Linked DNA regions of Homo sapiens: regions 1, 3 and 4 are each linked to region 2. The links are chromatin contacts, found by Hi-C or POLR2A ChIA-PET in ENCODE. All regions are on one chromosome and are shown on one strand. Each heading gives the region's core, a stretch centred on a gene start or an enhancer-like site at or near the end of the contact. The rest is flanking DNA. Distances are from core to core; before and after follow the strand shown.

The links. Hi-C counts contacts between places; a loop is a spot of excess contacts on that map. ChIA-PET counts read pairs that join two places held with the same protein, here RNA polymerase II (POLR2A). Pooled maps may share reads with other maps.
Region 1: a pooled map shows a loop between it and region 2 (6-fold over the local background). The contact joins the enhancer-like site here to the promoter of JDP2-AS1 in region 2. A Hi-C loop is called at or near these places in 2 of 50 pooled maps. POLR2A ChIA-PET finds 5 or more read pairs at or near these places in 2 of 52 experiments (Caco-2 and activated T-cell).
Region 3: a pooled map shows a loop between it and region 2 (2.1-fold over the local background). The contact joins the enhancer-like site here to the promoter of JDP2-AS1 in region 2. A Hi-C loop is called at or near these places in 1 of 50 pooled maps. POLR2A ChIA-PET finds 5 or more read pairs at or near these places in 2 of 52 experiments (PC-9 and activated T-cell).
Region 4: a pooled map shows a loop between it and region 2 (6-fold over the local background). The contact joins the enhancer-like site here to the promoter of JDP2-AS1 in region 2. A Hi-C loop is called at or near these places in 2 of 37 single-sample maps with no recorded cell type and 3 of 50 pooled maps.

What each region holds. Positions count from the first base shown.
Region 1 is chr14:75,876,120-75,878,819 of GRCh38, reverse strand. All of the region lies in intron 29 of TTLL5 (tubulin tyrosine ligase like 5), which reads right to left. Among named protein-coding and RNA genes, the nearest start is that of TGFB3, 100 kb to the left of the region's middle. Within about 2 kb of position 1,344, at least 10 of the 41 ENCODE cell types and tissues checked have a DNase peak (open chromatin) inside an H3K27ac peak, as active enhancers do.
Region 2 is chr14:75,426,361-75,429,060 of GRCh38, reverse strand. JDP2-AS1 (JDP2 antisense RNA 1) reads left to right here and starts at 1,406. Exons shown (of 2, transcript NR_184172.1): 1 at 1,406-1,591; 2 at 2,350-2,700. JDP2 (Jun dimerization protein 2) reads right to left here and starts at 1,039. Exons shown (of 4, transcript NM_001135048.2): 1 at 809-1,039. RefSeq lists silencers at 391-560, 621-800, 1,051-1,320 and enhancers at 986-1,543, 1,511-1,570, 1,591-1,920, 2,171-2,270.
Region 3 is chr14:75,822,184-75,824,883 of GRCh38, reverse strand. All of the region lies in intron 28 of TTLL5 (tubulin tyrosine ligase like 5), which reads right to left. Among named protein-coding and RNA genes, the nearest start is that of TGFB3, 160 kb to the left of the region's middle. Within about 2 kb of position 1,388, at least 12 of the 41 ENCODE cell types and tissues checked have a DNase peak (open chromatin) inside an H3K27ac peak, as active enhancers do; they include PC-9, where a contact is called at or near this core.
Region 4 is chr14:74,938,704-74,941,439 of GRCh38, reverse strand. No RefSeq gene overlaps it. Among named protein-coding and RNA genes, the nearest start is that of PGF, 16 kb to the left of the region's middle. Within about 2 kb of position 1,444, at least 11 of the 41 ENCODE cell types and tissues checked have a DNase peak (open chromatin) inside an H3K27ac peak, as active enhancers do.

The sequences.
Region 1 (2,700 bases), core at 95-2,594, 450 kb before region 2:
ATAACTTCACACCTTCCTAAATGCAAAATTTATGGTAGGACCTTAGATACTGATGTTTTATATAAGATTAGTTTTCACTTCAAACAATAAAATAAAATAATTTAGGAGAACTTACTGCCTAGGAGACTGCCACTTGCCTAGATAAAATCGCTTCTCCCTTTCTTCTTAATATTACTACTCTGACTTTGTTTGGGTCATAATGTTTGCCCAGCTAAAGAAAATACATTTCTAAACCTCTCTTTTACCTAGGGATAACACATGCCATATGTTCTGGACAATGAGATGGAAACAGAAGTTTCTGGGTGCAGTTTTTGGGAAAGCTCTTTAAATGGGCAGACTCGGCTGGTGCACACCTTATGCCCTTTCATGTTCCCTGTTCTTCTTCCCACCTACAGCATGGAATCTAGCAAGAGGTGGATAGGCATAGGGTAAAAGTTATTTGCTAAGGATTGCAGAGAATAAAGACAGAAGGAGCATGGGTTTCTGATGGCACCATGAAGTCTGCAAGAGCCTATCTCTAGATTTCTAACTATGTGGGAAAAAAACCCTTTTAACTTAATTAAACTATTGGTGGTAGAGAGGGTTCTGTTATAAGCAGCCAAACGGAATCTTAACTGATACTAGAAATAATTCTCAATCTACCACAGATTCAAGCTTGCCTAAGCCTCAATACAACAACAGAAGGCAGACACTCTTTCCAAATACAGTAAAAGGCCTCTAGGTTGCGACTTGTGGTTTGGTGATTATACTGTAATACACTGAACGGATAATGAAATGATTATAATTGCATGCCATCTGAAACTCCAAAGAGTCGGTAATGTAGACAAGTCCCCAGGTGTTTCACCAAAGCCAAGGCTAAGTGGGATGGGATTAAAGCAATCAAACCTGATAAGAAGAAACCCAGGAACACACTCAGACAATGTTAAAAGCAGACATATAAATGGTTGTGTGTAAACTAGCAGCAGAAATCAGCCTCTCCAGGCACCCTGAGAGTCCTGTACTGGCCCCAATCCTACAGCCCCACCAACTGAACTGCTCCATCATGTGAATTGTTCTGTCCTGATATTCATTCATAAAAGGACAGAAGAATTAGATGAAGTTCTCTCTAATAATTTGTAAGAAACATGAGGTTTCGATATACAATATTAACAACACAGGCATAGGAGCTGCACCATCATTAGTCAATGTCCTGGGAATGAGAGAGCTGTGTAAGCACTGGCCTCCACTCAAGACCTAGTCAACATACACTCAGCATATACATGACTCTTGTTTCTTTGCTGGGTGTGGGAAACAGCCATACTACAGCAAGAAGACTCAGAGAAAAACCACAGTTTGAGGGTTGGCTTGGCCCCAGGCAAAAGACTGGAAAGGCCCTCCTTCTCCCACAACAGAAGGGTGCTCATGGGTGGGAAGGAAAAATTTCTGATAGACAGAACACAGACTGCAACTTGGAAGGTTCCAGGGAAGCAAGATCTGGGCTCTCTTACTAGAAAGATAATACTGTTTAGAGATTAAATTCTGGGAGGACTTTTTTCTTTTTTTAATTCCTTCCAGAAAAACACTCCTTTTAGCCTTCACTCAGGCTTCCTGGTGATGGAGCAGAGCTGGATGCCTCTTTGTAGTGAAATAATTCTGTAAATTCATTTTTTGAGAATGAAGGGGGATAAAGTAGGCAAACGCTACTCTCTATTTGAGTAGGTTAATGTCTCTTTGTGACCCTTGTACTCTAATTTAAGACAAGCAAACATTTCTATGCAGTATTCTCCCCACATTAGATTGTGTCCCAATTTGGATAAAATTCCCATGACATATGCAAAGACATTTCTTGTCCGTTTCCCTCTGGAAGCTAAACTATTGAGAAGGTACATTTTCTTGAGCATGTAAGTTACTAATCACTCACCTTCCTAGAATCAGGCCAAGACTGTTCAGAGCAAAGAACACATCCAGACTTTTATGCAACCCTGTGATGCTGTAAAAACCTTGCAGCCAAGGTGAGAGTGAGAGTAACTGTTTCTATTTTGGCAAAAGTAAGCTTCCAAAAGGCCTTTGTCTCACACTGTATGGAGTTCTTGGCTGTCTTCCATTCACAGTGTTTGTCGGCTGGGACAAGACTGGGTGCTGAGCAAGAGAAACAGTACAACTTTTCTGGTGCTGCTATAAAGCACTGGGCAGTACTACGACTCCAATAGGAATGGGACAGCAATCCAGAAGTTGCTCCTCTTCATATAGAGAGACCAAGCACACAAATACCTGAGACAGGATATGGAGCTGTCAAAGGTGTCGGAAGCCTTCCAACATATCCTCTCATTTCTAAAACCAATTACGAAGCTCCCCCTCCTTCAGTGAGTAGGAAAGGAGGTTCTTACTACCTCAAATGACCTACTCTAAAGGATACAAAGACAGATGCTTACCTGGACAGAAAAATTTCGAAACTATTGTTCACTAACCAATTGAGATCAGTGTGATTCTTCAGAGAGTCCCTAAATTAACTGTACTTGCCAACATTTAAGAAGCAATGAAGATAATTACAACTAGATATTCACATATACTCAAAACTGAGCTTGGACTAGTGTGTGACCTGACCAGCACAGTGTAGCTATGACACAGCTGGCTAAGACTAGGGCTGCAGTTCATGACCACAAAAGCCAGTGAAACCACCTTGCCCTAAGACATCACATGGGTGACCTTCCCTTATTAGCA
Region 2 (2,700 bases), core at 157-2,656:
GGCCCAATCCACCCCTACACTCTCCCACCCCCCACTGCACCCCTACCCCTCGACAACCTCCTTTGAAGGGAGGAGCAGAGGAGAGCCTTCTAAGCTGGGCTGGGCAAGGGAGAGGCTGGTTACCTACAGGAGCCTGCTTGCCTCCTTATATAACCTGGCGTGGGAGACAGGAGAGCCCAAAGGGGACCCCGGCCACCCCTAGATCCCCTCCCAGCCCAGAGCTCCGAAGCAATGGCCATGAGAGAAGCTGCCTTCATTGGATGGAAATCCCGAGCCCTTCTCAATACTCTCCTCCGGGTCCGGGTCCTCCGGGAGTCGCGCTTCCTCACTGCCAGGAGGTCCTTGTCATCCCTCCACAATCTAACCCCGACCCCAACCCCGCACCTCCCTGGCCCTTCACCCTCCACCTCCACCCGCACAGCCCATCTCCGCGGGCACTTTTCTCCCCACTCACCCCGCCTTCCCCGCCGCCCGAGGAGAGCACCTCCCTGCAAACGGACGGGGGAGGAGAGCGCGGGAGGGAGAAGGAGGGAGCACCCCGGCTGTCCAGGGAGCGGACGGAGCCTCCCGTCCCGGGGCGGGAACCAAAAGGAAGCCTCAGGCTGCCGGGCGCCTCGCGGGAGGGGCCCGGCTGCAGCGCCCGGCGCGGGGAAAGCTCGAGGTCCCTGGGCTGCGGGAGCCTCCCCGCGGGGCTGGGCTGGGGCTCCTCGCGCTCCGCCCGTGCGGGGGCGGCCGTCCCAGGTGCCCGCGCCGCGCCCTGCCCCGCCCCGCCCGTCCCGGCGCCCCCAGCGCGCGCCCTCGCACCCACCGTGCAGAAGGTGCGGGGGGAGGCGGCGCCCCCGGGGCCGGGGCCCGGCTGCAGGCGCCGTGCCCGCTCCGCGCCGCTGCCGCCCGGCCGCGGAGCTCCGCCCGGTGCCCAGGCCTGTCCCGGCCCGGGAGCCGCCGCGGCGCCAGCCCCGCCGCCGCTGCAGCGTCCGCCGCCGCCAGCGCCCCCCGTCGCGGCCGCCGAGCGTCCCTCCCGCAGGCTGTGGCGGGCGGCGGGACGGGTTGCATCAGCCCCGGCTATATAGCGGCCCCTGGGCGGCGGGGAGGGGTCGGGAATGCGGAACCGGCCGAGCTGCCAGCTCCAGACGTCAGAGGGGGACGGAGAGGAAGGGAAGGAGGGGACCGGGGAGGAGGGGGTGTGGAGCCGGCGCTTCACACCCACTGACCTTAACCTCCCCCGCCGCCTTGGGCGCCCTCCTCCCGCGGCCGCTCGCGCTCCTCTCCCCGCGGGGGCGTCCCGGGTTCCATGCAGTCCCCCGGCTCCGCCACCCCACGGTGCAGGAGCGCTCGAGAAAGCAGGACGCGGCGAGCGGTTATGTAAGCGCACCCCCCGCGCACCGCCGCCCGGCTTGTGCCCGCCAGGCAGCAGCAGCCGCAGCCCTAGGAGAGAGACGCGAGAGGCCGGAGCCGGGGGAAAAGTCAAAAGCCCCTTCACGCACAGCCTGTGTTAACCATGTACCTCAGTCCCGGCGCTTCCCCCACAAACTGAGAGCGACAGGGAGAATTTCCGCACAGTTTCATCCTTGGACACTTCAGGACTGAGCGGGTGAGGAGGCGATCTCGCCAGCCTGCTTTATTTTTCGGTGGAGAAGGATGGGCTGAGATGAAGGCATTTGGGGACTCCTACCCCTACCCACCGGCCCCCGCCAGCGCCCTTAGGCCCCGAGACGGCTGGCTGCACCAGCCTGACCTCTGCTAGGGCTGCAGCCTGAGACCGCGGCTTGCTCTACTGCTGGCGCAGTTTGACCCTTGGGCTTGTACCCTGCTCCAGCGGGCTTCTCCTTTCCACTCCGGACACAGCAGTGAGCAGACCCAGCCCTCAGCAGACCCCAAGTGGCCTTCTTCCCCGTTCCAGCTTCAATAGCCAACCCCACTCCCACCTTCCATCCTTCTAGAGAGGAAATGGTGAAGGGGACTCCAGAGGGAAGGCGACATCCATGGTGCCCTCCAGTATACAAAGGCAGAGACACAGAGCCCTCAGGTAGAACGGGGTTCCCTAGATGGCATCTCCTACCTCCAGAGCTCCTGGGTACCCATCGAGCCCCCTACCTTCTGCCTAAGCCAGATAGGAGTGACGATTTTTATACTCAGCGACTTTCGGCCTCCTTCTGAGAGTGATGTCAGGTCATCACCCATAGAAGAAAGGAAGTGAAAGAAAAAGTTCATGCCTTCTTGGAGTGCAGATGCTCAGAGTGAAAGAAACAACAAGACTTGAGACAGATGGGTGCCATTGAGCAAACCCGAACATGCATGTCTCTCTCATGTGAGTGAGTGCATGAGACTTTATTCTCCTTATTTCCCCAGTGCAGTGAAATCTTTCTGGATAAAAGAAGTGGGCTAATGGAAGGAGAGACAGACCAAGTCCCAATGACATTGCCTGACCATTTTCACCTTCGCCATCAGCAGTCTCCCTCACAGCATTGGTGTGGGCAGGTAAGAAGAAAGCAAGGCCCTGAAAGAATATACATTGGAAAATGAGCAGTAATTTGATACTCTTGTGGAAGAGCATGACTCTTCGCCCCAGAAAGGCCAATGACACCTTTACTACAGCGTAAAGATCAAAGCCAGGGACTGTGAAACTGCCTCATGATGTTTCTCCCATGAGACCTGTGTCTGGATGTTTATATGGAACAAAACATGGAACAGAGGCAATAG
Region 3 (2,700 bases), core at 139-2,638, 400 kb before region 2:
AAGTATTTAAAGGACTATGTTCAGAATAATTCCCTTATAACAGAGGCAGAGGATAAAAACAAAACCTTGCCATTTGGCCACTAAGTAATTTTTGTGGAACTATGGAGCTCTCTTAAATCCTTACATACTCTTCTTTGTTTAAAAAAAAAAAAAAAACACATAATTTTAAATGTACCATCTTAACCATTTTTACATGTATAGTTCAGGAGTGTTAAGTGCATTCACATCATTCTGCAACAGATTTCTAGAACATTTTCATCTTTCACAGCTGAAACTCTATACCCATTAAACACTAATTCCCCCTCCCCTCTTCCCCCAGCCCTTGGCAACCACCTTTCTACTTTCTGTTTCTATGATTTTGACTACTTTAGATGTTTCGTATGAATGGATTTGTCCTTTTGTGACTGGCTGGCTTCACTGAGCATACGACCCTCAAGGTTCATCCGGGACAGGACTGACTCCTTACATGCCCTTCTTGACACCCTTTCTTCAAATTGTCTATCCCATAAAATTCAGATCTTTGTCATATGCCCCCTGCCACTGCTCTGATTGTTTCATGTGTATACACTCCCTTTCCCTGCCAGACAGTAGCCTCTTAGTGATCAAACATTATGTCTTCAAAAGTCTTTTAGGCCCTACCCAGCACCCAATACTGTGCTGAGAACATGGAAGATATACCCTAGAGAGTAAATTTTGAGATTGGGAACCATTCTGTTTTATTTACTGCTCCTCCCCAGCAACTAACACAATGCCTGACATATAGAAAATGCATAAGACATATTTTTAAAGGAAATTAACAAATTCAGTATTTCTGAGGACTGACTGAGAATGAAAAGATGAGAAGTTAGAGACCTGAATCTCCAGCAACATTTCTAAGAATAATCTAAAAGAAGGGAGGAAAGTATTATTAACTAAACTAGAATCAGAATCTCTGAAAAATGTGTACCTTAAAATTACGCAAAGCAGAATACCAAGCTATTTATAATCTATTGTTGAATAAGAGGGCAGAAGGACAGGGTGACATCGAAAATGGTTCCAACTTCTCAAGATTTCCCACTCCTCGGTGGCATTTCAAGTTCATACAGATGTTCTCTAGACAATGGGAGCTGGCCAGGTGGAGCAGCCCATGCCCACAATGTCTTGTCCTATCACAAAAAAGTAGGAACAAACTCACAGCTGTGCTCTTTCTGCAAATTCTCCCATCTTTCATATCGAGGAACAGACAAATGCCCAGGATGCATGTGTGAAAAAGCCAGAGGTGGATAAAAATAATTCAATGACAAATGCTGGAAAAACATACAAAGGGGCAGGAGCCAGACATTCGTGGGATTCCCTGACAGCTCGATCCACAAGGAAGGGCTGGACTGGAAAAAAACAGGGCCTCAGGTTCCTGCCAAGCTGTCTGAGGCCCTGTTCTTCCCAAATCATTCCAAGCAGCAGCCAAGACTTTACAGTAACCCTTCCATGTCTCACAAAGAAAAACGCACTAAGAACCCACTGAGTGCTCCACACCTAGAAAATCCTCCCTGATGCAGTCCAATTCCATGGAAGGCTGGCAGTAATGATGAGATGGCTCTGCACATCAACTTTCAGCTCCTAATGACTTCCCATGTACCCCAAAAATGGATAATTAAAAGGCAGCTTGAAAAATCTAATCTTTCTCATTGGCTAAAGAAAAGTTAACACACCCACGTATCAGCACCTAGAAACTGAAAACATCACTTTAAGGAAGAGAGAGGTCATAAACACTTGGTACCTGCATCCTGGAGTCCCTACTGTATAATTCTAAGTCGGCCTTGCTTGGAGGCACACCTCAGGCTTCTAAACATGTGACTGTATTTGGCTCTAACTACTTTCTCTTCCGGAGAATGGCCTGCAATTAATCTCACTTATTACCTCTGAAAAGTAACAACAGAGGGATGGCTGGCCAAGTCCAACTCCAGAGTGTCTAGGGAACTGCAAGCTACATGGCCAGGCCTCAGACTGTCTGGGCAAGTCGTGGGCTCTTTGCCTTCTTCTCCCACAACAAAGCCTGAATAGGACTCCAGACAGACCAAAGGAACCAAGGGATTTGAGGCGCTGGGCTGAGCTTACACTGACCCAATGGGAGACGACAACCCTGAGGCTACATTTGGGGTGATGTCAAAACAGCGGGAGAACAAGGTCGTTTGATGAAAACTTGTGTGATCCATAAAATTGGGAACAATAGCAACACCATAGGGAAATGAAAAATAACACCATTTGCAGAGTTCTTGTGAGTCACCAGTTTTCATTCCTGTGGCTACCAAGTCAGTGAATTCTCTGACATGCAGAGATGAAAAGTACAGCTAGCAATGGGATTCTCTTTACATTTTATTACAGTTTACAAGGCAGCCCCTAGTTTAGTGAATTATCAGAACTAAACTGGAATCCACTGTTGCTACTGTAGAAAAACTATTGAGAGTAACTTTTATTTACCTAGCACCTACTTCCAGGGAGATCAAAGTGCTTTAAAGGCAATCTAAAAGCTCTCAAAACAGGCCACTTCATATGTAAGTATGCTTACCCAATAAAAAGATTAAATGAATAGCTTAGGGTCACTTAATGTCAAACCAGTAATAAAACTCAGATCTCTAAGCTACAAATCCTGTATTCATTAAACTTAGTCATCCTTACGACTAAAGGAGGAACAACAAGAGACTAAATATCCACAAAACAGTG
Region 4 (2,736 bases), core at 195-2,694, 490 kb after region 2:
TACTGGGGCCCAGGCTCAAGTCTCGGTGGCCCTGGGTGGTCACTGGAGACTGTTCCTGTGGAGGCCACTTCAAGGCTGCCCCGGAGGTCGCCCAACCTGCTTCTACAGCACCCTGGGGTCGCCCCTTCCCTAACGAGGAGCTCCCAAGATGTAGTTTTGTTTCCAAAGTTGAGGAGAGGCTGGTCCCAGCCACTTTTTAACAGCATCAAGAGCACAATCTCCTCCTCTCCCAGGGCTTAGGGCTGCCCCAGCCCAGTGCCGCAAGGACTCCCGAACTCCTCCGGCCCTCCTGATAGACATCCTGGGCTGGGTCTCAGGGCGCTGAACGGCAGCACGTATAGCCTGCTCGGGCTGCTGAACAGACGCAAGGACCAGCAGATGCTGCCCGGATTTCTCTGCCTTTTACCCCCCAGTTCCTTCCGTCTTCCTCCTCAGTGCTTTGGCAGGAAAAAAATAAATCTTCTTATTATTTTTTAATGGTTTTTTTTTTGAGACGGAGTCTCCTTCTGTCGCCCAGGCTGGAGTGCAGTGCCACAATCTCGGCTCACTGCAACCTCCACCTCCCAGGTTCAAGCGATTCTCCTGCCTCAGCCTTCTGAGTAGCTGGGATTACAGGCGTGCGCCACCATGCCCGGCTAATTTTTGTATTTTTAGTAGAGACAGGGTTTCACCATGTTGACCAAGCTGGTCTTGAACTCCTGACCTCAAGTGATCCACCCGCCTCAGCCTCCCAAAGTGCTGGGATGACAGGCATGAGCCACCATGCCAGGCCTATTTTTTTTTTAATCCAAACCACTTACTATCAAACTCCACTCTGCTTCTGACCTGCAAGGGGTGTGTGTGTGTGTGTGTGTGTGTGTGTGTGTGTGTGTGTGTGTCTGTGTGTCTGTGTCTTTGATGTTATATGCTGCTATATGTATTGGGGGAAGAGAAGTTCCCCCATTCTCTCCTCAGCCTCACTTCCTCATTTGAGGCTGCTGAGGAGAAACCCACAGGGACCCAGGGGCACAGGGGCCTGCCTGGGGCTTTGAGGGGAGCTGGGGATGTCCAGCGGAGTGGGGTGGCCCTGCTGAGGCAGCTGTCCTTGGTGCCCTGTTCACCGAGGCCTGGGGACTCTGCAGGACACGCTGGTCAGAATGTGCTTCTGGCTGTGGTCATAGACGGGTGTGAGTCAGCCCCAGGAGACATACTTTGCCAAAGAAATGCACTTCCTCTCCTGCCTCTCCTCTCTTTAGCTGCAGCTGTTCTGAGCTGTTGCCTTTGACCCACTGTGAACTGGGAAGAGCACCCATCCCCTCCCACTGGCCAGGCCTCTAGCTCAGCCCTGAGGACCCCAACCCAGGCCCGGTAGCATCTTCAAGGCTTTTGGCTCCATAAGGTCACCCACATGGCGGGCAGCCTCCCGACCCAGGCCAGTGACCCCTGTAGAGAGCAAGACAGAAACCAGAAAAGCTCCTGGAAGCCAGAAGCAAAACTCCACATCCGTGGGCAGGAGCCTCGCAGCAGGAATGGGTAGGAAGGAGCCAGCTGGCCTACTTGACTATATTGGCAGCCGTTCCAGCCATTTAGGTCCTAGAGGGATTTGCTTGTCATCTATTTGTGGAGCACCCTCTGTGTCCTAGACACTGACTAGGCATCCAGGATCCAGTGGGGACAGACACACAGGACCCTGCTCTCGTGGACCACACATGCGAGGGGAGAGACAGCCCATGCTCTAGTGCCAGAGGGTACTGGGTGGGCCTTTTCTGCTGCTCGAATGGGTGGCCGGACTCAGAGCTAAGGAAAAAGGGCCTTGAGTACCCCATATTCTAAAACAAAGGAACCATTTGAGACTAGGCCCATTTGCCTACAGGATTTATTAAGAGATGGTTAAAGCAATTCTGCTATGCCCCCAAATCTCCCAGCACCCCCTTCCTCAGTCTCCATAAGCAGAAGACCAGGACAGGGGAAGGAAGAGAGAGGGAGATGGGTCACTGGAGTCCTGGGGTGCTGACTCCCTCCCCTCCTCTCCCTGGATCTGGATTTGCTGTTGAGATCAGCCCACGCGCCATCTGGACAGGGAGGTTGGGGGAGGGCAGGATTGAAGAGGCAGAGACAGACAGGGCAGGGACTCCTTGGGGCACCCAGCAGTCGTTGCCCATGGGTCAGGTGGACATGGCGGAAGGTGCATGTCCTTGAGCTGTCTTGTCCATGTCCTCCCAAGAGGGAGGCCTGCAGCTGTGCAGACCCACAGTCGGTAGGCTGTTGGGTGGAGGTTGGGGCAGTGGCTGAGTGGTGGGGTGAGAGATATAGAGCTGAAGGGACCTCTCACATCAGGGAACAGTGGTGCGAGGTGGCCCTGTGGTGAACCCACAAGAGAGTTAGCATCTGAACGCCATCATGCCGGGAACATTCATAGCCAGAGAAGAAATGGCCACAGCTGACAGGGACTTTCCTGAAAGCTCTCCCTCCCCATCTGTGTGAAAGAAGAGAAAAGGGGAGAGAAAAGGAGGAGGAGAGAGAGAGAGGAGTGGGGGTACAGGGGCAAACTACACCCCTCCCCACTCCCCTGGGCCAAATCCAGACCCTGCCTGGGGAAGGGAAATGGTTAGTCTTGGTTAGATGGACCAGCCTAGATGGGGCTGGGCCTTTAATAAGCTAAAGCAACAGGAATACTAGAAGATCTGCCCAAGATACTGTTACGGGACAGAAAAAGGAGAACCAACATAGTTCATCTAGAAGCAATGATGGAAGGGG